3 separate regions of the Mus musculus genome follow, and all the other regions are linked to region 1. Evidence: chromatin loops called from intact Hi-C (ENCODE). Cell type or tissue: heart. All regions are shown on one strand.

The links. Peaks named below come from ENCODE experiments on the same cell type or tissue, not always from the same donor. Only the 100,000 strongest peaks of a DNase experiment are listed, where the experiment ranks them.
Region 2: it touches region 1 in a loop (4-fold over the local background); 8 of 42 quality-filtered maps call a loop at or near these places.
Region 3: it touches region 1 in a loop (6-fold over the local background); 3 of 42 quality-filtered maps call a loop at or near these places.

Annotation. Positions count from the first base shown.
Region 1 is chr6:38,156,148-38,164,147 of GRCm38, reverse strand. It overlaps D630045J12Rik (RIKEN cDNA D630045J12 gene), which reads left to right. Exons shown (of 20, transcript NM_194061.3): 11 at 5,904-6,100. Among named protein-coding and RNA genes, the nearest start is that of Gm52858, 20 kb to the right of the region's middle. In heart, CTCF peaks have their summits at 3,830 (motif pointing left) and 7,754 (motif pointing right); a DNase peak (open chromatin) is centred at 3,817; H3K27ac peaks cover 308 bases.
Region 2 is chr6:38,002,822-38,010,821 of GRCm38, reverse strand. All of the region lies in intron 14 of Svopl (SV2 related protein homolog (rat)-like), which reads left to right. Among named protein-coding and RNA genes, the nearest start is that of Gm33494, 26 kb to the left of the region's middle. In heart, a CTCF peak has its summit at 3,143 (motif pointing left); no DNase peak of the experiment used is centred here.
Region 3 is chr6:38,294,500-38,302,499 of GRCm38, reverse strand. Zc3hav1l (zinc finger CCCH-type, antiviral 1-like) reads left to right here and starts at 3,241. Exons shown (of 4, transcript NM_172467.3): 1 at 3,241-3,636; 2 at 4,413-4,548; 3 at 7,181-7,442. The coding sequence starts at 3,260. In heart, a CTCF peak has its summit at 3,206; a DNase peak (open chromatin) is centred at 3,209; H3K4me3 peaks cover 2,215 bases; H3K27ac peaks cover 2,627 bases.

The sequences.
Region 1 (8,000 bases):
GATGAACAGCAATGTGGAAGTGTAAGCTGAATAAACCCTTTCCTCCCCAACTTGCTTTTTGGTCATGATGTTTGTGCAGGAATAGAAACCCTGACTGGGTTGTAAGGAACTAAGTGGAGTTGGAGCAAGCTTGTAAGGAAGAGCATAGCCTAAACCATATAACAGAGGACGCTCTTAAGAGGCTTGTAGATGCATGTGAGATTGGAGCTGGGACACAGGCAGCCATGGCAGGGTCTGACGAGAGGAGCAGGCTGGACAGCTGTCCGCTTGCAGTGGTCACTCGGGAAGGCTCTGTGGGTGGTGGCTTAGGGGAAATGCAGTGCTCCTCCTAGCTCTAGACTCTGCTGAAACCTTCTGCATTCTTAGCACTCATGTCTCAGTCACCCCGGCTGCTACCCATGATTCAGGGTGGCCGCTGGGTACCAGAACCTTGGAGTGTTCTCCCACCTCAGAGACCACGGGGTCCTGGTGGCCACAGGGAGGACAAACAGGTGGCTATAACTCTGCCTTGTCTTCACTCTTTAAATGGAGACAACCTGATGGCTGTGGAGATTTTTCACCAATTGTTATCAGTCAAGTAATAAAATTCTACAACGGCACTCCCCACACCAGCATGGGTTCTTTGGGTCAGACTCTTTTGGGGTTTGCTGTATGGTTTCTATGGCCATCTTAACTGCCCTGTCCTTGGGGATCAGACAGGCCTGGGCACTTGGGGCTTCACTGCTGCGTTTTGTTCCATCTGGGTCTTGTTATATTTATGGCTCACATGTTTGAGAATTCATCACGTCTCTCTCTTGTTACTTGGCTGACCTGCTCGCCTACACCTCCCTGACTTGTCAGCAGTGCGTTCCCATGGGGCCCAGACAACTTGATTGTCCCTGGGATGATAGGTTGAGAAAAAGAAAGAACAAAAGGACCATCTTTCTTCAGAAATAACTGCTGTAATTTGAATATTAAAGACTCAAATTCACCATGATCTCTCTCCTATGAGAAACTGATTAAAGCCCATTTTCACGTGGAGGATGGGGATACAGTGCCAGCCTGGCTTTAGTCAAGATTTTATTTTTAAGGAACCGAAAAACTAGCTCCTAGTGCTTCAGAAAGCGACGTTCGGGGTATGTTAAGAGCCGTGAACTCCCCGTCGGGGGCGGGGCACTGCTTTATTGATCTTCTCTGTGTAGATGGCTTTTGTGTTGTGTTTAAGCACAGATGAGTTGCCCTGTTTTTATGGTGGTTGAAGGTGGTGACTTCCCCAGCCTGTGAGCTGGGCTCTCATGAGGATGTTTAAGGATGTGAGCTGAAATCGGCAGTGGGCCACAGGACTTGTGTCTTGGGGGTGAGTCTTGGTTTATCACCCTGGTAAGCTTGGTGTGTCACTGGGCCATCCTGTATTTCACTCAGGCTTTAGCTGTTTGTGGAGGGTCTACTGTGTGTCACGTTGCTATTCACAAAATACTTTATTTAAACTTCCGTACATAGCTGTAGCTGATGTCCTGAAGGATCCACTATTTATATTCATTACTTGGGATTTATTTCATCAACCAGTAGCAGTGAGAGGGCCACCAATCTCATTTGCATAGCCTTGGCATTAATAAAGCATTTTTGCATGTGGCCATGTTTGTGTCTGACCCGAGCCCTGCCATTCTCTAAGGGGAGGCAGTCACTGCTTGGTCGTGGCCTATGTGGAGGGTCCTGCAGGGGCCAGCGCTGTGTGTCTGTTTCGACATTATTCTTTCAGAAGCCTTTGCTTAGAGGGATGGGCTGTCACTCCTGCAATTTGACTAAAGCAAGCCCTGTCATGGGTAACTACGCTCGTTCGTACCTCGTTCTTTAAGACAAGTGCTGTCTTTCCTATGGGAATATGTAGACAAGCTCCCCACAGTTTCTTAGCCAAAGGCCGAGCTGCTCAGATGGCCACAGTTGTCTGCTACTTCTCAGGTGGAGGCACTTTATGTATGAAGAAGCTAAGAGACTATGTAGCTCAGAGGGAAACATATGTATAAAATTGGAAATTGCTCATTTGGGGATTTTCCTCATTAGTTGGGAGTAATTGGTGTCAAATTGTCAATCTTCTAGCCATCTTAAAAAGGCTGGACAGACACTTGAGAATTATGTGGATGGGTAGATTTATAATTTCAAGATGAAAATAATATTTATAATTACATATTTCCTAAGTTAGAACAATGTATATAAGTCTGATAGACAGGAACCCATCCTAATAGTTAAAGTAGTTTGAGTTTTTTTGTTTTTGTTTGCTTTGTTTTTTTGGTTCAAGAGTTACCTAATTTTTCTTATACATACATACACACATACATACATACACACATACATACACACACACACACACTTACATACATACATAGATGCTTTGCCTTTAAGAGCTCAGCTGAATCATTATGGTAACTTAAAACAAACAAGGGGGGCTGGAGAGATGGCTCAGCGGTTAAGAGCACTGACTGCTCTTCTGAAGGTCCTGAGTTCAATTCCCAGCCACCATATGGTAGCTCACAACCATCCATAATGAGGTCTGACTCCCTCTTCTAGGGTGTCTAAAGACAGCTACAGCGTATTTACATATAATAATAAATAATTTAAAAAACAAGGAAAAAATATTGGGGTAGCAAGTGTGGCCTTATGAAGGGCATATTGCTGATTGCTGTTAAGTGTGTTGTTTTAAGAATGTATTGATTATTTTATGTATGTATGTGGTGTGCCTAAGTGTGTGTATGTGTACCACATGCATGGAGGATCCCTTGGAGCCCAGAAGAGGGGCTTAGATCCCCTGGAATTGGTGGTACAGATGGTTGTAAACCACTGTGTAGGTGCTGGGAATTGAACCCAGGTCTTCTGCAAAAGCAACCAGTGACCTTGACCTCTGAACCATCTTTCTGGCCCCTCAAGTACATTATTCATGCTTAAGTCCAAATGTGTTATTCTAGAGCTAATCTGCTATGAACAGAGGGACAACATGCCAATGAGCAGAGGCCGCTCCTGGGGACACTCATTGAGGAAGGGGTCAGCATGGGGTCAGGTGACTGGAACACAACCCGGGTGTCCAGTAACTAAAGGAACCTAATGGAAGTTTCCTGCAGAAACGAATAAGAGTTCAAGAAAACAAAGATGCCTGACATCTTGGCTCTATTATTGCTTTTTTGATTTGAAGTTAAAACTTTGGGTTGTTTTTTTGATGTAGATAAAAAAATTTTTCTTATACATACATACACACACACACACACACACACACACACACTTACATACATACATACAAAGCATACATAGACCCTTTTTGGCTTCTGTGGGAATCTGCACTCACATTTGAACACACAGACACAGACACAGACACACACACACACACACACACACACAGGAAATACAGTTAAGATAGGGAAGGAGGAAGCCATCTTCAGCCTTATTGTGCTTCGACAAAAGGGACCCACTAAGCCCGGTGAGTCCTTGGTATTTGGTGTCTGGAGGTTTCTATTCTCTATACAGAGCACTCCAAGAAGCTACTGTGTTCATAAGAGCTGGGATTCTCTTCAGTAAGGGGCAACAAGACTTTTAAAAGAGTCTGGGGAGGGGGATCCTCTGCTACTAGGAAATGTTTGTCCACCTGCAAGGAGACCAAGTAGACCATTTGGGGGAAGGCAGTTGGTTTTGGGTTTGTCATTTCCCATGAGGTGCTGCTGAGTCCAGAAATGCATGGAACAGCGGCCTGCTCTAGTAAAGGAAGCTCATTAATTAGAGAATATGGTTGCCAGCTGGTCTGCCTTTTGTTTCCAAGCAACTCTTTGTAAACTATCCTTACAGTACCATTTGTCTCCCTCTGCTGGCAGAAGTCATTATCGCAGACTGCCTTTTCCCTGCCCATTTGGATGTTTAACATTAAGAGTATTAGGTCACAAGGCTAAGCCAACAGCATCACTTTTGAGCCGTAAAGTAATGCATTATGACATCACCTTTGCTCCTATACATAGTATATTGTGTGAAAGCATTCCTTAGGACTCTGATAAAGTCAAGCAGCATTCCCAATGAGCAGACCCATCTGGGCAACTTCATCTTTTTCTAAGTTAATTAATTTTTAATTTTTATGTGCCTAAGTGATTTGCTTGCATGTTTGCGTGTGTACCACATGTTCCTGGAGCCCACAAAAGTCAGAAGAGTTGACCCCTAGAACTGGAATCAACAGGCAGTTGTGAGCCACCATGTGGGTGCTGGGAAGCAAACCTGGGGTTCCCTGGAAAAGCAGTGTGCTCTTAACCACTGAGCCACCTCTACAGCCCCTCGGAGCTGCTTTTTTTTTTAATGCACTTCCATTCTCCTATACTGTGCAGGCTGGATTTGAGGAAACTGTTAATACTCACCCTTGGTCCTTGCAGTGTCATTAAAATGATGTCACCAGACATGGTACTGTGCATCTCAGTGCTGTGCATGACCTCCCTCAGAGGCTCAGAAGCTACAGTCTAGAGGAGGTGCAGCCCCCAAGCTCTGATTCTGGGTGTGGTGTTGGGTGCCTTGGTGTCCTCAGAGAGAACGCCTGTGTCTAGCAGCGAGTACAGGGTGCTTCTGAAGACGTTTGGCTGTGGGCCTTTCTAGGAATGCTTTATCCGTTGGTTGCTGGTCCGCTGAGCTCTCCAATGGGCCTGTTCCTTTGAAGTCTCCTGTTTTCTTTCATGCTTCCTTTGCTTCTCCCCAGTTCCAACTTGCTAGATGTTCTCTTAACAAAGACTCTACACTCATGCTTGCATGTCACTGGACAGGCAGCCGCCAGCATCGCCTCTCAGACTGAACATCTCCTCTGTCTTTCAAACTAACCATGTTGAAAAGGAAGTCTGCTGTTTTATCTCCTTTGCTCCTTTAAAGACCCACCCTTAATGTCACTGCCTTGTTGAGGACCAGGCTTCCAGGCCATTCATTACCTGTTCAACTTTGGATTCTTCTGTCTGCCGGGCTTTTCCCTTCCACTGATTTCGAGAGGGAGAGCCAACCTTTCTTCTCTCTCTGTTTCTCTATCTCTCTGTGTGTCTGTCTCTCTGGCTGTCTGTCTGTCTCTCTTTCTCTTTGTTGCGATCTCTCTGTCTCTCTTTCTCTCTCTGTCTCTCTCTCTGTCTCTCTCTGTCTCTCTCTCTGTCTCTCTCTCTCTGCTAGTCTGTGGGCAGACTGTCTTGATTTCACGCACGTGGTGTCGCTGGGTCTTCGAGTCTGCTCAGATTTTAGAAATCTGCCTCTTTAGAAATAGAGGCTGGTTGTCCAGAGGCTGACTTTAAAAGCCGCCGTTCCGAATGCTCTGTGTGCAGCCTGGCTCCTCTCTCCGCCTCCCCACTGCATTCTGCCCCATGAGCGCAGCTACTGTAATCTCTTCTCAGCCTCTGGTAGTCTCCGTTCATCTCACAATTTGATCTACAGCCAAGTCTCTGAAGCCCCTTTCCCTATAGAGAATGCCTCACACACAGGTCTGTGACAGTGGAGCAGGTGATCTGTTGGAATGGTTTTGTATTGTGGTCTTGACATTTAATCCTCAAGTTCTTGTTTAATCTTTCATAAGCATCTGTGATGAATTCTAAGTATAAACAGAACCTGGCACCCGATCTGTTACAGAGATGTTTGTTGAACTGGGTTGGTGGCTTTGCTGGCAGCCTTGGGTCAGGGGTCACGGGCCTCTGGTCAGCCCTCAGTCTCTTGCTGCCCTTGGACCTCACGCTATCCACCCCGTGTGTTTTACTCTAACCACCCATTGTGTTTCACGCTAACCACCCCGTGTGTATTACTCTAACCACCCCGTGTGTTTCACGCTAACCACCCATTGTGTTTCACGTTAACCATCCATTGTGTTTCACGCTAACCACCCCGTGTGTTTTACTCTAACCACCCATTGTGTTTCACGCTAACCACCCCGTGTGTTTTAGCTGCAGATCCCCAGCGTGAAGGGCTTCGATTTTGCTAAGCAGCATCTGGGCCAGCACAATAAAGACGACATCCTGATTATTCATGAGCCAGCGCCACTGCCAGGCCCTGTGAAGGACCACACCACACCCTCAGAAAACGGAGATGTGCCGAGCCCCAAGTCAAAGCTCCCTTCCAAGAACATACGGCTCAGAGGGAGGTTAGTACTGCGCTTTCTAGACTGTTCTCTGCTGCAGACTCTGTTTCCGCTTTCGTGGCTTATTCTGATATCAGAAACACAAGTGATGAGTATTGCCTTGGGCCGGCAGCCTGGGGGCCGGTTGACTTCTCCAGTTCTACACATAAACCCTGAAGCATTTTCTGTTCCTTCTGCTGGGCCTCTGGATCCGGCTGTGTGACATCTTCCCGCCCAGTGCTTATTTGTGTTGGGTTGCTCCCAGGTTGGATTGTGAATCAGACAGCTAGAAGTGTTTCCTGTGGTGACTGTCCTAAGCTTTGTGAAGGTGATACAAGAAAAAAATGAATGAAAAGGGAACAGCAGGGGCCAGCAAGATGGCTCAGCAGGTAAAGGTGCTTGCTGTCAAGTGTGATGGCCTGGATTCGATCCCTGGAACCCACATGGTGGAAGGAGAGTTGTCCTCTGACTTCTGCACAGGTGTTGTCGCACACTTCTCTCTGGAATAAATAGACGGATTGGGGGAAAAAAAAAAAAAAAAACAACCAAAAAAAAAAAAAAACCTTAAGGGCTGGAGAGATGGCTCAAAAGCTAAGAGCACGAATTGTTCTTCTAGAGGTCAAGTCCCAGCAACCATATGGTGGCTCACAACCATCCGTAATGAGATCCGATGCCTTCTTCTGCTGTGTCTGGAGACAGCTACAGTGTACTCATATAAATAAAATAAATATCTAAAAAAAAGAAAACCCAAAAACCAGTTAAAGTACACGGCCCATGGCACACAGTCAGTCAGCACGCCTCGTGTGCTTGTGATCCATCCACTGGTAGCTGGCTGTGACCTCCTGCTTTGTCTGCAGGTGATCTTTATCAAGCCCTCCATTTTTCTTTGCTTCTTCCCAGCTTGTGACCTTCGTTAGCACATCACAGGCTCTCACCCGCCCCTCCTTGTCCTTTCCCAGTCTCCCTCCAGTCCCTCCTGTCCAGAAAACAGAGCTTGTGGAGAAATGTGCATTAATTTTTCAAACTGCCAGGAAGGCACTTGTTGCCCTCTGCCTGTGGGAACTAACCTGAAGAAGACAAAGCCAGGATCAGGCCGTGTGAGTTGGCTTCCATTCATAGTTTCGGCCTCTGAGGGTCTCTCTGACCACCTCCCCTCAAGATTCCCAACTCTGGCTTTTGATTGGCTGCTGGGAGTGAAGAAGCCTGTGTCCGTACCAGTGTTCAGCATCCAAACCTGTGAGGTCACTTCTGCCTTGGGGACCTGGCTTATTTGAAGAATGTGAGGGATGTTGGTGCTTGGTCCTTAGGGAAGAAATTGAATTCTGCAGGGAGATGCTCTTGGCTTAATTATTTCCCAGGCCCAGAAGCAGCAAATCAGAAAAGATGATTTAACGTGTTTGTAAAAGTTTTCAAAGAAATGCTTTTTCCCCAGCAGCCTCATGGCAAATGACAGTCGGCTCCCTCGTCACAAGGGTCTTCCAGGTGGATACGGTTATCCTGCTCTGCGCTCCAGTCCCCTCTGTGGATTCAACCACCTGTGCACTAAAAATACTCGGGGGAAATAGTGTTGATGTTGAATTACAGTCTTGTTCTTGTCATCAATATTATTATTATTATTTTAAGATTTATTTATTTATTATGTATACAGTGTTCTTCTGCCTGCCAGAAGAGGGCACCAGATCTCATTACAGATGGTTGTGAGCCACCATGTGGTTTCTGGGATTTGAACTCAGGACCTCTGGAAGAGCAGTTCTCTTAACCTCTGAGCCATCTCTCCCGCCCCTTGTCATTATTCTTAAAGCCGTTCATGGCAGCTATCTGCAGTGTTGTGCACAGTGCTTTATGTAGGCATGATTACAAGAGAATGGAGTTACAGACAGTCATTTTGTATTTCATATAAGAGACTTGAGAGTATCTATGGCCC
Region 2 (8,000 bases), 150 kb after region 1:
ACACCGGGAGGTGGGGCTGGGCAAAAGTCTGGCACAGGCTGGGATAAAATCCTATCTTTGTTGTTGTCGTTTTTTTAAAGAATATTTATTTTGTACAAATGAGTATACTGTAACTGTTTTCAGACACACCAGAAAAGGTTATTGGATCCCATTACAGATGGTTGTGAGCTATCATGTGGTTGCTGGGAATTGAACTCAGGACCTCTAGAAGAACAGTCAGTGCTCTTAACCATCAAGCCATATCATAAGATGTTTCTTATATTTCAATAGAGGGAATTTTTGTGTCTACAAAGTTTTTAAACTCCCCTGAAAGAGTTTCCTGTCTTAAGTCTTTCATTGTTGCTTTTGAAAATCCTTCCAGCCTATTTCACATGTAGCAGAGAACAGCCTACCAGTTGGGGGATGGAGGGATGGGTGGGTGGGGCACCCAGTCTCCTTGTGAGCAGCCTGCCTGAGGCCAGCTTTCTCTCCCAGTTTCCAGTGGGGATGGAGACTCTGGGTTCTCAGTCACCAGTAGCGTTCTCCCCAGGGATCTGGCACTGTTTATGTATCAGGCCACATTGATTCCAGGGGCCTTGGCAAGGGTCAGAAAAGATCACAACGTGGGCTGAGGCCTGAGGCCTGGGGGGTTCTGCTCTGCTTGGCTTCCTGGGCATGAAGTGGGCTCCTGACTCTGGGCGGCTGTAGCTCATTCTTCCTATGCCTTCCACATTCTAAAGCAGGGGTGAATAATAGCGTATTTGCATATGTTAATCTGGAGGATGAGACTACTTAAATCAAAGCAGTTAGGGACATATATGACATAGCATTTGAGAGACATTATATAATAATGACAATAATCAAGGCCAAAGTGCTCCTCAGATACATACTTCTCATGAACAAAATATTTTTGTGACCACAGATGAGTTCCTTCTTGTTAAGGTACACAATGGCTGCAAATGTTTAGTACTCTAGGCAAGATGATATCTAAAGCATGCAGGCCACGGGAACAGCACCTTTCTCGCTGAGGACACCTTCTTCAAGGACCACACAGGTATCAGTGTCAGCTCTGCAAGAGAGGCCACTCGCTCGGCAAAGCAGGAAGAAGGCTCCTCCTTCTTTTTTCCTGTGTGTTGAAAGCTCAGATGTATTTCAATCTATAGAAGCATCCTTTGCTGCCTCTGGAGTCTATCTTCATGGGGAAGAGTTTAATTTGCTTCATTACCGAGCACCAACAAGATGCATGATGCAGTGTTTGGATATTGGAACTAGCTTTAACAAGTTGGCTTTACATTATTATTGTTGTTGTTATTATTATTGCCTTTAAGGAACTGTGGTAGGGGAGGGAATGAGGGGAAGAGGGAATGTGAAAATAAGAGAAACAAAGGCACTTTAAATCCCATCTAGTGCAATCAGCCACTATGTACTTCACTTCCTTAACCAGTTTGAATGTGGAGAATTCAAGTCTGGGACGCTTCGTGTCCACTCCTAAGGTATTGCCAAGGTTTCTCATGGAGTGAGCTGCTTCAGGCTTTCCTTGGTGGTAGCTGTCAGTCTTAAGTGCTAGGGTAGCGTTATGACATAAATATTCCGGGGCTCTACCCAGAGATGCAGATGGTAGAGATGGAGACCCGCTACCTGCACTTTAAGTACCCACGGCCAAGTCTGAGTCGGCTGCTCTGTGTGCCTTTCTGAGGACGGCTGCGCCATCCACTGGGAGAGTGGGGCTAGGAGCTGGCTTTCCTCTCACAAGATTCTTTCCTCTTTTAGTTTCTACAACAGGTGATTCAATAAGTTCAAGCATAAACTTTCCAGGCCTGAAGAGATAGCTTAGTGCTTAGAATGTTTGCTGTTCTTCCAGAGGACTGACGTTCAGTTCGAACACCCAACATCCATGTCGGGTGGCTGACATCTGTCTATAACCACAGGTCTGTGATACCTGATGTCCTCTTTTGGACATCTCAGGTACTGCGCACATATAGCACCCTCCCCCCATATGCATACACACACAAAATATATTTTAAAAGTAAAAGCCATATACATCAGTTAGTAATATGTTTACATAATCTAAAGCCTAAATATATAAATTTTTAAGTCAAATGCATTTTTAAAAGCAAATTTTTTGCTGGGCAGTGGAAGCACATGCCTTTAATACCAGCACTTGGAGGCAGAGACAGGTGAATTTCTGAGCTCGAGGCCAGCCTGGTTTACATAAAGAGTGAGTTCCAGGATAGCCAGCGCTACACCAAGAAACCCTGTCTCAAAAAACAAAACCAAAAACAAACAAAAACAAAAACAAAAGTGAATGTTTTGACGTATCTAGTTGTTAAGAAATTGACTGCAATAAAATAATAAAATCCAGGTTCACATATTCCAAGCAAACAAAGGAGAATTTTACTATAAAGTAAAGGCTTGCTACAGTGCAGAAGGGACCTGCACAAAGCTTCCATGGAGCTAGACCAAGGACTATTCTCCTTTTTTCTGGGAAGCATCTGGGAATCAGGTGCCTTAATCCTAGCCAAGTATCTTAGCTCATGCTCTTATAGCAACTTATCATAGACGGAGGAGCTAGGGGTGTGGCTCAGTTGGAAGAGTGTCTACCTAGCATGCAAGTAACCCTGGGTTCCAGCCCCTGCAATCCCAGCACTTTGGGAGGTAGAGGAAGGAGGATCAGAAGTTCAAGGCCACCCTCACCTACCTAGTAAGTTTAGAGCCAGGGCTAGGTGAGACCCTGTTTCAGAAAACAAAACAAAACAATCAGACTGAGTAGCTTATAAATAACAGAACTTTCTGACAGCTCTAGGGACGGGAAGCACAGGATTAGATGTCTGTAGAGTTGGATTTTGTGAGGGCCCTTTCTGCCTTGCTGGCTGATGGCCACCTTCTCATTGTATCTGCATCCATGAAAACGCCTCGTGTGGCCTGCTTTATAAGGTTGCAAGCACCTCCCAAAGGACCCACTTCCAAAAAGAACATGCTCGTATCTGAGATTAGGATTTCAACATAGGGACTTTGGAGGGGCATATAGACCTACAGGGTCAATGGCATTAGGAGTCCCGTGTTTCAGCGATGTATGATATACTGAGACCTTCTATGGATGGGTGGTTAAGTCCTGGTAGCACAGCCTGATGTGTGGAACAGCTAGGGAAAGTAGCGTGTCAAAGCAACGAAGACTGCCCTCTTGTGGCCAAACATAAACAAGACAATCTTATGAAGATGAGACCATTATGCAAATAAATGAAGGCACAAGTGTATGCCTCACACACACACACACACACACACACACACACACACACACACACACGTGCACGCACACAACTCAGCACAAAGGACTGCCAGTGGGAAAGTTCACTCAGAGAATGGGGCATGGCAAACAAATGGAGCCTTTGTTAAGAGGAAGGAGGTCTCTTCACCTTGAATCCTCTTTCAGTGACTAATTTAAGAAATGGTTTCTGGAGTATAAATCCCCCCCCGCCCCTGCCCCATCATAGAAAAAAAATTTTGTAGCAGTATTTATGTAGCTCACTAATAGTCTTTGTTTTATGAAATAAAATTGTTATTCTCTTATTATACCATATTAGTTATATCATGTTATTGTATCTTCTAGGTTTTTATGTATTAATTTGGGAATTTTACACATGAGTTCTGTAGTTACATAATTTCCACCCTGTCTTTTTCTCCAACTTCTCCCATGTCCACCCCTCACTCCTTCTCAAGTTTGTGATTGCATAATTATTATTTTACACACACACACACACACACACACACACACACACACACACACACACACACGCAGCCTACCGAGTCCATTTAATGTTGCTTGTATATGTATGTGCTTTGGGCTGCCAGCTAAGAGTTGGATACCGTATCAGTAGACTTGTACCTAGAGAAGACTGCGTGCCCCTGTCTCATTAGCTCTCACTTGCCTGAAGCTTTTCATCTAGGAGCGGAGCCCTTGTGAGGCGTCCTTCATCCACACTGGCATGTTTGTATTGTTGAGATTTCATGGTAAAGCTCCCTATTGTACAGAAGACACTATCGTGTAGCAGACTTTCCTGTCTTCTGGGTCTTACAGTCTTCCTGCTTCATCTTCTGTGATGTTTCTGAGCCTTAGGTGTAGGCTAATTGTATTACATTGACTGCAGCTGGGCACCCCATGGTCAGCTGCTCTTTGCTTTTTGATCAGTTGGGAATTTTTATAGCGTCTCTTTCTGATGCAAAACGAAGGTTCTTTGATGAGGGATGAGAGCAACACTTATTTGTGGCTGTAAATAGTTAGAAAACAGCAAATATATTAGTTCAGGAAAATGGTAGCAGGCTCTCCTTTAGGGAGACTCCCCTAGCTACAGGTTGACTAGGTTTGCAGTACCAGGCTTGAATTCTCTCCTGCTGAGCAAGCCTTGGGCCCTGTTAGACAGTTGTTGGTTACACTTAAGATGTCAGTACCACCATTGCACCATTGGGAATAGCTTGCCATGTTGCTGGTGGTTGTAGGAGTTATATGTTATCACTAGGTAGGGCTGGCGATTGCTCCTCTCTCTTGGCAGCTTGCATAGCATCATTAGACACGAGAACTCGTCCTCTGGGAAGAGGCTTCCAGGTCAGTTCCGTCTCAATTCCTCCAAGTCTGTGTCCAATGTGTGTGTTGTCTTCAGCGATAGCTATTACCTTCAACTTTGGGGAAGCAGCCAAAGGCAACAGCAATAAGAACCTCTATTGTTGGGAGTCTCTCTGATTCTTCTGGCCAACAACTCCAAAGGCAGATTGCCATACTTTGTATTGGGGCTTTAATTAGATAGTCCATGGTATCACCCCAAGTGTCATAACTGCCCCTTTCTCTTTCCCTTCTTCCCTCCCCCTCTCTTTATACACACACACACACGTATGTCTGTCTGTCTGTCTGTCTGTCTATGTAAACATAAACCAATATATTTTCTGTCTGTCTGTCTATGTAGACATAAACCAATATATTTTATGTATGTATATATAAACATAAACCACTATATTTTCCTATGGCTTTTCTTTCATGCTCTTAGTGTGTTTTTATCCTTCTTCCCCCCTCCCTGTCTACACTGGCTTCCTTCCTCCTTTGCAGTTAAGTCCCCATGGTCCCTCTCTAACTTTCCTAGTTTCTGTGGTGACTCCTGGCTACATACTCAGATCTAAAAACCCAGAGCTAAGACTCACAAATAAGAGAGAACATGAAGTGTTTGTTTCAGGTCTGGGCTACTTGGCTCAGTATACCTCTCTTTTCTTGAGGCAGGGTCTCTCCATGTAACCCCTGGCTGTCCGAGAACTCCCTGTATAGACCAGGCTGACCCTTGAACTCAGAGAGCCACTAGCCTCCACCCCATGAGCGCTGGGATTAATGCCTGACTTCATGTTTTTGAGTTCTATCTGTTTGCCTACACGTTTCATGCTTTTTTTTTTTTTATGGTTTGAATAGTATTTTGCTGTGTATTATCTCCTATATTTTCATTATTTAATCAGCAACAGAAGGACATTAGATTGTTCCTGTTTTCCTGTTGAACATATGTATCTGTGGAGTAGGGTGTTGGCACTTATGCCAAGGAGTGGTACAGCTGGGCCATGTGGTAGATCTGTTCTTAGGTTTTTGAGAATTCTCCACATTGATATTCAGAGTTTATGCCGATTTGCAATTCCACTAACAGTAAATAAAGGTTTCTTTTCCCGATATTCTCACTAACATTTGTCGTTAGCTGTCTTATTGATCTTAGCCATTCTGATAACATTCTGATACGAACTCAAACTAGTTCTAATTTGCATTTCCCTAATTGCTAAGGACGTTGAACACCTTCTGAAATATTTCTTAGCCATTTATTTATTCTTTTGAGAACTTCTGTTCAGAGCTGTAGCCCATTTTCACACTGGGTTATTTCTTTTAAAAATTCTACTTTTATTATTTTTAATTATGTGTGTGTGTGTGCATGTGGGTATGTGCACACATGTATCCACAGAGGCCAGAGGCTATGGATCCCCTGAAACTGGGGATGGTTGAGTCATTTGATGAGGTGCTGAGGACCACCTGGATCTTCCAGAAGAACGGCAAGTACTCTTAATTGCTGAGCCACCTCTTCAGCCCATCACTTGTTTTTTTTTGACTCATTTTTTGTAATATATATATATTACACACACACACATACACTTCCTCTTCATGTGTTTTCTCTGCTGTACAGACGCTTTTATGTGGTCTATATGTCCATTGTCTTTTATGTGGTCTATATGCCCATTGCCTTTTATGTGGTCTATATGTCCATTGTCGCTATTAATTCCTGAAGCAAATGGAGTCCTATCCAGGATGTCCTTTCCCACACCTGTCTTGCACGGTCCGAGTTTTCTTCTAGCAGTTTCAGTATTTCGGGCATTGCCTTGGGGTCTTTGGTCCATTGGGAATGGATAGATGTGGGTTCACTTTTATTCTTCTTCATATGCACATCACACTTCCCCAGCACCATTTGCTTAGGATGCTCTTTTCTCCGCTGCATTTTTGGGGCACTTTTGTCAAGTATCAGGTGGTTCTGCTTACACGCTTATGTTTGGCTCTCCTGTTTTGTTCCACTGATCTCCATTGTCTGCTTTTGTACCAGTACCAAGCTGTTTTATTATTACAGCTCTGGAATATAGCCTGACCTCTGGGATGATAACCCGCAGACATTCATCTTTTTTGCTGAGGATTGCTTTGGATATCTGGGGTCATTTGTGGTTCCAAATATATTTTAGTATTCTTTCCCCACCCCCCCTGTTTATGTGGGTTTTGATTGAGATTGCACTCAATCTATAAATTGCTTTTGGTAAAATGATCAATTTTATAGTATCGGTTCTACTGATCCATGAACATGAGAGGTCTTTGCATTGTTTAGGGTCTTTCTCAATCTCTTTCTCCAGAAATTGAAAGTTTTATTATGTGATTGTCCACCTCTTTAGACTTATTCCTAGATTAAAAAACAACTGGTTATTGTGAAGGAGAGTGTGCCCATAACCCTTTTTCTCAGCATGTTTGTTGCTGACATATAGAAAGGCTCCTGGGTTTTGACTTTGGGCCCTACAACTGTGCAATAATTACTGATCATTAATAGTTTTCTGGTGGAATTTTGGGGATGTTATATATAATATATCATCTGCAAGTAGGGGTAATTTGGTTTTTCCTGTTTGTAACTCTTTGGTGTCTTTCTCCTTATTGCTTAGCTAGTGTGTCAAGCACGTATGGAAAAGGCATGTGGATAGTTGACAGCCTTGTCTCATTCCTGAATTTAATGGGGTTGCTTTAAGTTTTTCCATTTAAAAGGATGGTATTGTCTATGGAGTTGTCATATATCATGTTTATCATGTTGAGGCATGTTCCCTCCAGTCCTGCTCTCTCTAGGACTTTTATCATGAGGGCATGTTGGATTTTGTCAAAGGCCTTTTCTGACCGTATTGAGATAAATGACTTTTGTCTTTAAGTCCATTTATATGACTTATTATGCTTAATGACTTATGAATGTTGAGCCAACCTTGCATCTCTGTGGTAAAGCCAACTTGATCATGGCATATGGTCTTTTTTGATATGTGCCTGTATTTGAGGATTTCAACATGGATGGTCACTGAGGGTTATTGGACTCTAGTTTGCCCTTTTTGTTGTGTCTTTACCTGCTTTTGGTAATGAGGAAATACTGAATCTATAGAAGGAATTTGGAAGTCCTCTCCCCACCATCTCAAATAATTTAAAAGGAATATGCTATACATCTTTAAAAGTCTAGTAGAATTTTGCTGTAAATCCACGTGGCCCTGGGCATTTTTTTTTTAAAGCTGGAAAGCTTTTTTTTTTTTTTTTTTTTTTTTACTGTTTCAATCTCCTTATTTGTTATGGTCGTTTTTGTTGGTTTTATTTAACTTTGGGGATTTGGATGATTTATAAATTCATCAATTTTGTTTAGATTTTACAACTTAAAACTATCCCCTTATAATATTGTGTGTGTGTGTTGTAAAGTTTCCTGGTACATTTCTGATTATGCTATTTT
Region 3 (8,000 bases), 140 kb before region 1:
CCTTTAGTTCTGGGCTGTCAACTGCAATTGAGGCTGTACCATCACCTTCTGTGGCCTCACCAGTGCCAAGCCTCAGATGCTCTTCATGCCTTCAAAACCAGTACCACTTGAGTGATTCTTACACATTACAAAGTCCAGGTAGATCAAGCATGAGGTAGGTACAGCCTTGGCTATCTCTGGAACATAACTTCTTTGTGCTCTTAGAAAATTCTTGCCAGAAGGTTTCACCTCATTGATGCTGATCTTTTTGTAATCACTGCTAATTTCATAGCTCCAGCTAACCAGCATCAATTGTCCCTTTTACTTTTGACTCTAAAGCCAGAACCACATGACTGAAGCTTCCAAGTGCTGCTTGCTAAACCTGGAACTTGGCCCCCTTGTTCTATTACATTATCATCAGCTTTCTGTTTTTCAACTCCTTCATTGCCTAAGCTTGGCTGTCCTAAAACTTGCTTTGTAGGTTGACCTTGAACCTCACTCAGAGATCTGCATGGCTGACTTCTGAATGCTGGGATTAGAGGTGTGTATCACCTAACTTGCTCTATACCAGGTCGGCCTTGAACTGAGAGATCTGCTTGCCTCTGTCTCTTGGGATTAAAGGCCTGTACTACTATGGCTGGACCTAAGCTTTTCATGGCCACTATTTCTCAAGAGCTGAATCAAAAGCCTGAGTCCTCCATTTCTGGATTGTAATTCATTCCAGATAAAAAGTCTGAATGAGTGCTGTGAAAAAAAAAAAGTCTGAATGAAAACAATAACCAATTAATAATAAAGCCTTACATGGTACAACTATTCCATGTTCAATGGCAAACACATAAACGGTAAACTTAGCTGGGTGGGATCTTGCCCCAAAGTCTCCACTCCCTTAATCTGTTGTCTCCTAGAACACAGAATTGAGCCCCATTCCACCATGTTCAATGGCAAACACATAAATGGTAAACTTAGCTGGGTGGGATCTTGCCCCAAAGTCTCCACTCCCTTAATCTGTTGTCTCCTAGAACACAGAATTGAGCCCCATTCCACTCTGTGATGCCCTTTTATTACTTGAGCCATACATTTTGTATTTTTACTTTCTCAGATTGCTCCTTTTCATCAAAACACTCTTCATGAGACTACTCCAGAGAACAAAGTCTCTGCTGGGCTTTTCTGAGACTTTCCTTTGTCAATGAAATTAATTGAACTCTCTTTACCTTAGCCTCGGGTAGACTCTTCAGACAAGGGCAAAAAGCAGTTACATTCTTCACCAAAATATCTCAAGAATAGTTTCTATGCCACATACTGAAATTCTTCTCCACTGAAACCTCTTGGGCCAGGTCTGCACAGTTCAGATCATCCTCAGCACCAATGTCTTTTATGGTCCTACTAGGATGGCCCTTTAAGCCCCACTTAAAGCATACCATTGCTTCCCAAATCCAAAGTCCCAAAGTCCACATTTCTCCAAAGAAAAAACATGATCATGCCTATCAAAGCAATACCTCACTCCTGGTACCAACTTCTATTTTAGGGTTTCCATTGCTGTGAGGAGACACCGTGACCAAGGTAACTCTTATAAGGGACAACATTTAATTGGGGGATGGCTTACTAGTTCTGAGATTAGGTCCATTATCATCATGGCAGGAAACATGGCAGCATCCAGGCAGACATAACACTGGAGGAGCTGAGAGTTCTACATATTGTTCTGAAGGCAAACAGGAGAAAACTTGTTTCAGAGCCTACCCTCACAGTGACACACTTCCTCCAACAAGGCTACACCTACCCAACAAGCCGCATCTCCTAATAATGCCACTCCCTGGGCCAAGCAAATTCAAATTACCATACCCCTATATGATATCAGGCCTCTAGCATTTAAAAACTCTCTGAAAAGATGGCAGAATTTCAAATTTTTTCACGGTACTCATTCAGACTTTTAATCTGGAATGAATTACAATCCAGAATTCTGAAATTGAATATATTTCTAAGGGCAAGGTCTTTGGCTGAGTCGGGATCTCACCCATTTGGTTAGTCTAGCCAATTAGCTGCCCCTGTGGATCCTGCCACTGCCTACCAAGTGCTTGCATTACAAGTGGCCCCCACATCTTCCTGTATTTGTATAGGATCTGGGCATTCAAATTCCAGCCTCACACTTGTCTAGTAAGTGTTTTATCCACTGGGCTGTCTTCCCAGTCCATCTATTCTGTAACATACAGAATCAGTCTTATTAAACTTCTGGATACACTTGCTTACAACATCAGTGCCCTTGAAGTAAAATTCTTCCCTATCTCTATCTTGCTTGAACGTCTCTTCTCTCTGTGTGCATGTGGTTTTCATTCCTCTCTAACCCCTTTCTCAACTTGAATCTTTCTTTTTTCAGTTGTATCTTAGGTCGGCTTCTCTCAGAGGCAAACAGAGAAGGATTGTTTGAGAGCAGACCCTTTACAAGGTAATCCCAAGGAACCACTTCTCAGTTTACATTTTCGGCTGGGCTCCCTGGTAAGCAGATAAGGATTCCATGTAAACCGTTTCTTAGTAGGGAGGGAACACAGGGAAAGGCAGGTTCTACAGGAGCAACAGGGTTCTTTTCCATTAAGGAATCATAGCGACGAAACCATAGAATATCTCTCGACCACTCCGTAGAGGAATAATACGCTAGGAATTTGTCCATTGTTAGGAAGGAAAATCCTTTTAGGTTTAGTGGGTGTTTATGTATATTGTCACCAATTTGACAATAGGAAAAATGTTTATTTATAAGCTGACAGAGAAAAATCAACAATATCATGGCTCAATCCCATCTGAGGCATGGAGCTGATTGATCAGTATTATGGTGTGTGTTCAATAAACCATCCCTATCTGACTGAAATCGGGGTTTGTGTAAGCTCGTGGGGCGACTCATGGACCCCAACACTTAGGAAGTTTTTACCCACTGTGCTGGTTCCTTACTAGGTTTTTTGAGACAGGGTGTCATGTAGTCCAGGCTAGCCTCCAACTCCCCTTTGCAAAGGACGCTGGCCTTGATCTCGGCCTTTTCTTGCCCCCACCTCCCAGGTGCTAGCTAACATTCCAGGCGCGCGCCCCCAGGCTGGGAGAACCACTTCAGCAGTTTACATTCTTTGCAGCCCTCCCTGTTATCCGGTATCTGCCAGGAACCCAGGAGCCAGGAATGTTGCAGGGGCTCAGGCCCTGCCTTCTGAGGCCCGGCCCCCTACAGCTCGCAGGCTCCGGTCGGGGCCGCGGCGGGGAGGAGCCTGGAGGCCCCGGGCTGGCGGGGACGCGCTGGCGGGCCATGGCGGACCTCACTCTGTGCGCGTTCCTCACCAAGGTGCTGTGTGCTCACGGCGGCCGCATGTTCCTGCAGGACCTGCGCGGCCACGTGGAGCTGTCGGAGGCGAAGCTGCGGGCCGTGCTGCGGCGCGCGGGTCCAGAGCGCTTCCTGCTGCAGGAGGTGGAGCTGCGCGACGGCCCGTGGGACGCAGAGGCCGAGGTGGCGGCGGGCGAGGGCGCGGGCGCGGGCTCAGGCGGCGGCGCCACGGCCTGCAGGGTGATGGCCGTGTCCTCCGCGCGCCTCTGCGCCCGCTACCAGCGCGGGGAGTGTCAGGGCTGCGACCAGCTGCACTTGTGTCGCCGCCACATGCTGGGCAAGTGCCCCCACCGCGACTGCTGGTGAGGGGCGGAGTCCTCAGTGTCCAGCGGGGCAGTGGGTGCGGGCGGGCGGGATGCGCCTTCCGGATGCTTCTCGGCGAGCCTGGGTGGGATGGGACAAAGGCCTTCGCGCTGGCCGCCCTGTGCACCTAGTCGCCGAGAGAAATAATATGGAAGGTCTCTCCACTGAGGTTTATTATTCACCCCCCCCCCGCCCCCCAATTTGCTGTCCCTGTCCCAGGATGCTAGGATGTTCCACAACAGCAGCCCGGTTGAATCCGTGTTGCCACTTTTGAATTCACTTATGCCAAATGCCGCTTGAGGGACACCTGGGGGCTTTATGGCCCGCGGAACTTCTGTTCCCTTCTCTCCCTCCTTCCATAACCACAGCCCTTTCGCGCTTAAAAATCTGGTGTCCAATCGCAGGAAACTGGTGGCAGGATGGGGTGAGGGCATAGTGCTGCATAGCCCAAGCCCAGTGCTTTGCAGCAATCCGGGAAGCTTTCTAGTGCTTTCTTTGTAGTGTTGGTGGACAAAGAGAGGCCAGCAGCTGTTGTTGGCCTGAAGATTACGTTTTAGTCTTTACAAAAACAGATAAGTAATCTCAAAAAAGCCTGAGGGTAGGGTACTCACAGAACAGGGAAATGACCCCTGGAAGCTGAGTTGCCTCAATCCGAATTGTTTTATTAGTACTTGGGGAATTCACTTGTGAAGTGGAAATGCCCTAGGCAGAGTTAGACCCACCAGCCTCTTCCCTCTTCTTGACCCGGCCTCCTGACTGCTTTGAACTCTTCTAGGTCTACCTGTTCTCTGTCCCATGATATCCACACACCTATCAACGTCCAAGTCCTGAAAAGCCGGGGGCTTTTTGGCCTCAATGAAGGGCAGCTGCGAATCCTGCTTTTGCAGAACGACCCCTGCCTTTTCCCAGAGGTGAGTCCTTGAGAAGTCGCCATCCTACCATCAACTGTGGCAAGGCTTTCTCTCACTGATGTCTATCCCTCGATGTTTGTGTTCTTTTGTTGGGATAGGATCTTAAATAGCCCAGGATGTTAGTGAACTTGTCATTTAGCTGAGGCTAGCTTTCTGTTCTGCTAATCCACGCCCCTTCAAAGGCGAAGGTGATAGGGAGCCACCTCCCACCACCACTTTAGATGTTCATTTTAACTGCTTTTTTTTTTTTTTTTTTTTTAAAGAAACTCTTTTTTTTTTTTTTAGATTTATTTATTTATTATATGTAAGTACACTGTAGCTGTCTTCAGACACTCCAGAAGAGGGAGTCAGATCTCGTTACGGATGGTTGTGAGCCACCATGTGGTTGCTGGACCTTCGGAAGAGCGGTCGGGTGCTCTTACCCACTGAGCCAACTTACCAGCCCCCATTTTAACTGCTTTTAAGTACTATGATTTGGTTCCAGATACTTAAACACTACCCATTTTTATTTGCTGGAGTGGTAAAATTAACACATTTGTTTCTATTTCTGTGAATTTATTAACAAAAGAATCATCTCAAATTTATGAGACTACCCATAAAATAATTTTAAAAGATTTATTTATTTGGGGCTAGAAAGAAGGCTTAGAGGTTAAGAGCACTGGCTGCTTTTTCAGAGGTCCTGAGTTCAATTCCCAGCAACCACATGGTGGCTCACAATCATCTGTAATGGGATCTGATGCCCTCTTCTGGTGTGTCGGAAGAGAGCTACAGTGTACTTATATATAATAAATAAATCTTTAGAAAAGGCAATTCTTATCTTTTAGAAAAGATTTATTTATTATGTATACAATGTTCTCCCTGCATGTACACCTGCACACCAGGAGATGATACCAGATTTCATTGTAACTGGTTATGAACTACTGGGATTTGAACTCAGGACCTCTGGAAAAGCAGCCAGTGCTCTTAACCTCTGAGCCATCACTCCAGCCCCCTATAAGATTTTAATCTGGCATGATCATTGTAGACATTCCTGTCAGAGGCAGGAGGAACAAACACTTCCATCCAGAATGTCTCTTTCTACAGCCTGAGGTATTTTCTTATCTTTGAGGGACCTGAGCCCTGATAAAATCAGATCCATGGCTTCAATGCAGGAAAGAATTTTGGGGAGAGCTCATATGAAGTAGGGTTTATTAACAGACCTTAAAAACTAGATATATTTACTGGTGAGTTTTTTTGGGTTGTATATAGGGAGTAGTGTAGCATCTGTGTGGTAGTGCATCCCTGTAACCATAGCAGCAGCAGAGAGGGGAAACATCTCTGAAAGTCTGAGACCTGCCTGGTCATAGAGTGAGCTCCAGTCCAAATAATTCCAGGCATTGAAACCCGGTCTTAAAAAACAAACAAAAACCCATAGTGAATCAGTTCACCAGATTAGATTAGCTATTGTCAAAAGAGAAGAAAGAAAGGAAGGAAGGAAGAAAGGAAGGGAGGGAGGGAGAAAGAAAGAAAGGAGGGAGAAAAAGAAAGGAGAAAAAGTAGACAGTGTGATGATGAAGTTCTCTAGAGGCTAAAGATTTGAGAGTTCAGGGCCAGCCTGGGATACACAGCAAGAGCGTCACTTGAAAATGAAGCAAACCAAAAGACAAACCCAATTCAAGATAAAACAAAGATAAATTATGGCAAGGATGCTGAGAACTCTCATACATGGAGCAACCAGTTTTGGAGGTTTTTCAAAAAACAAAAACAAGCTATGCTTGGCAGCTCACTCCTGTAATCCCAACACTTGGCTGAGGCGAAAGGGTAACAACAAATCTTGTCTCAAAACAAAACCACAAATCCCAGCACTTGGGAGGCAGAGGCAGGCGGATTTCTGAGTTCGAGGCCAGCCTGGTCTACAAAGTGAGTTCCAGGACAGCCAGGTCTACACAGAGAAACCCTGTCTCAAAAAACCAAACCAAACCAAAAAACAAACAAACAAACCCCAAAGCACAGGGACCAGAGGGGTAGCTCAGCTCCTAGAGTACTTGCCTAGCATGGGCAAAGCCCTGAGTTCTAGCCTTGGCATCTCCTAAAAACCAGGTTTGGAGGCATTTTTGATCCCCCTGTCTCCCTAAGGTGATTACAGCCATGCCCAGTTTTATTCAGTGCTGCGGATCAAACCAAAACTCCATGCATGTTAGAGAAAGCTCTCCTAGCAATCATGTTGGGCAGCTTACCTATAACTTTGGCTCTAGGGGATCTATGGGCACCTGTACTCATATGCATATAACCCGCACACGCACACGCACATCTTTAAAAAAGAAAAAAATACAGGCGTGGTAGTATCCATACCCCATAGTCATAATGGTGGAGAAGAGAGACAGGAGAACCCTGGGGCCTGCTGATCAGCCAGCCTGTCTGAATCAGTGAGTTCTAAGTCCCATGAGAGACCTTGTCTCAAAAAAAAAAAAAAAAAAAGTGGAGGATGACTTGAAAGGACACCCAGTGCTGAACGCTGGCCTTCACACGCATGCGCACATCCACGCTCCCCTGCCCCAAAGATGCCGTTAACTTCTCTTTTAGTACCGCTATAGTTTATTGGCTTACAGGTAAGAGTGAAAACCATTGAAACCTTGCTTCGCTTCTGCCCCAGGTCTGTCAGATGTACAACAAAGGTGTCGATGTCCTTTATGGCTACTGCAGCCTCAAGGATAGATGCAACAAGTTTCACGTGTGCAAATCCTTTGTGCGAGGTGAATGCCCCTTTCAGCCCTGCAAACGCTCCCACCAGCTCATCCATGCTGCCACCCTCAAGTTGCTAGAGGACCAAGAACTTAGTGTTTCAAGCGTCGTGAATTTCCAGATAATCTCTGTCTACAGACATAAGAAGTTGCACAAGATGCTTGAAGAGAAAGGTAGGCATCAATGGGGACCTCCCAAACATATGTGACATCACATAGGCAACCGCATGACCTGCAGACCTGTTGCCAAGATAACAGGCAACATATTCCCAGAATCCACTTGGCTCACCTCTCACCTTTACCTGTGTTACATCATTTTCCATATAAATAAGGGGAATGCCTCCTCCTCTCTCTCTTTTTCCCCCTTCTCTTTCTGCCTCCACCTTCCTCCCTCTCTGTCTCTCCCAATAAACTTCTTACACGTGGAACTGTTTAGGCCCAGGGTGCCATGTTCAGACTGGAGCCGCTGTTTTAACACATCACCAAGAGGTGTGGGGCGGCGAGGAGGTGTGCTGAGGTTTTCTGGTCTGTGGAGGAGGAGGAGCAGTGAATGGAAGTCAGCCTGCAGACAAAACATTTCCTGTGCTAATTGCAGCCTTTTCCTTGGAAAGGTTAAGACTGTCAACATTTTATTTGGTTGTTACTTTATTTGTTTGTGTTGTGTGTGTGTGTGTGTTCTCCAACGCATAGGTGTGTATGAAGGAAGGAGGCAGAGGAAGCCAGAAGAGGGGA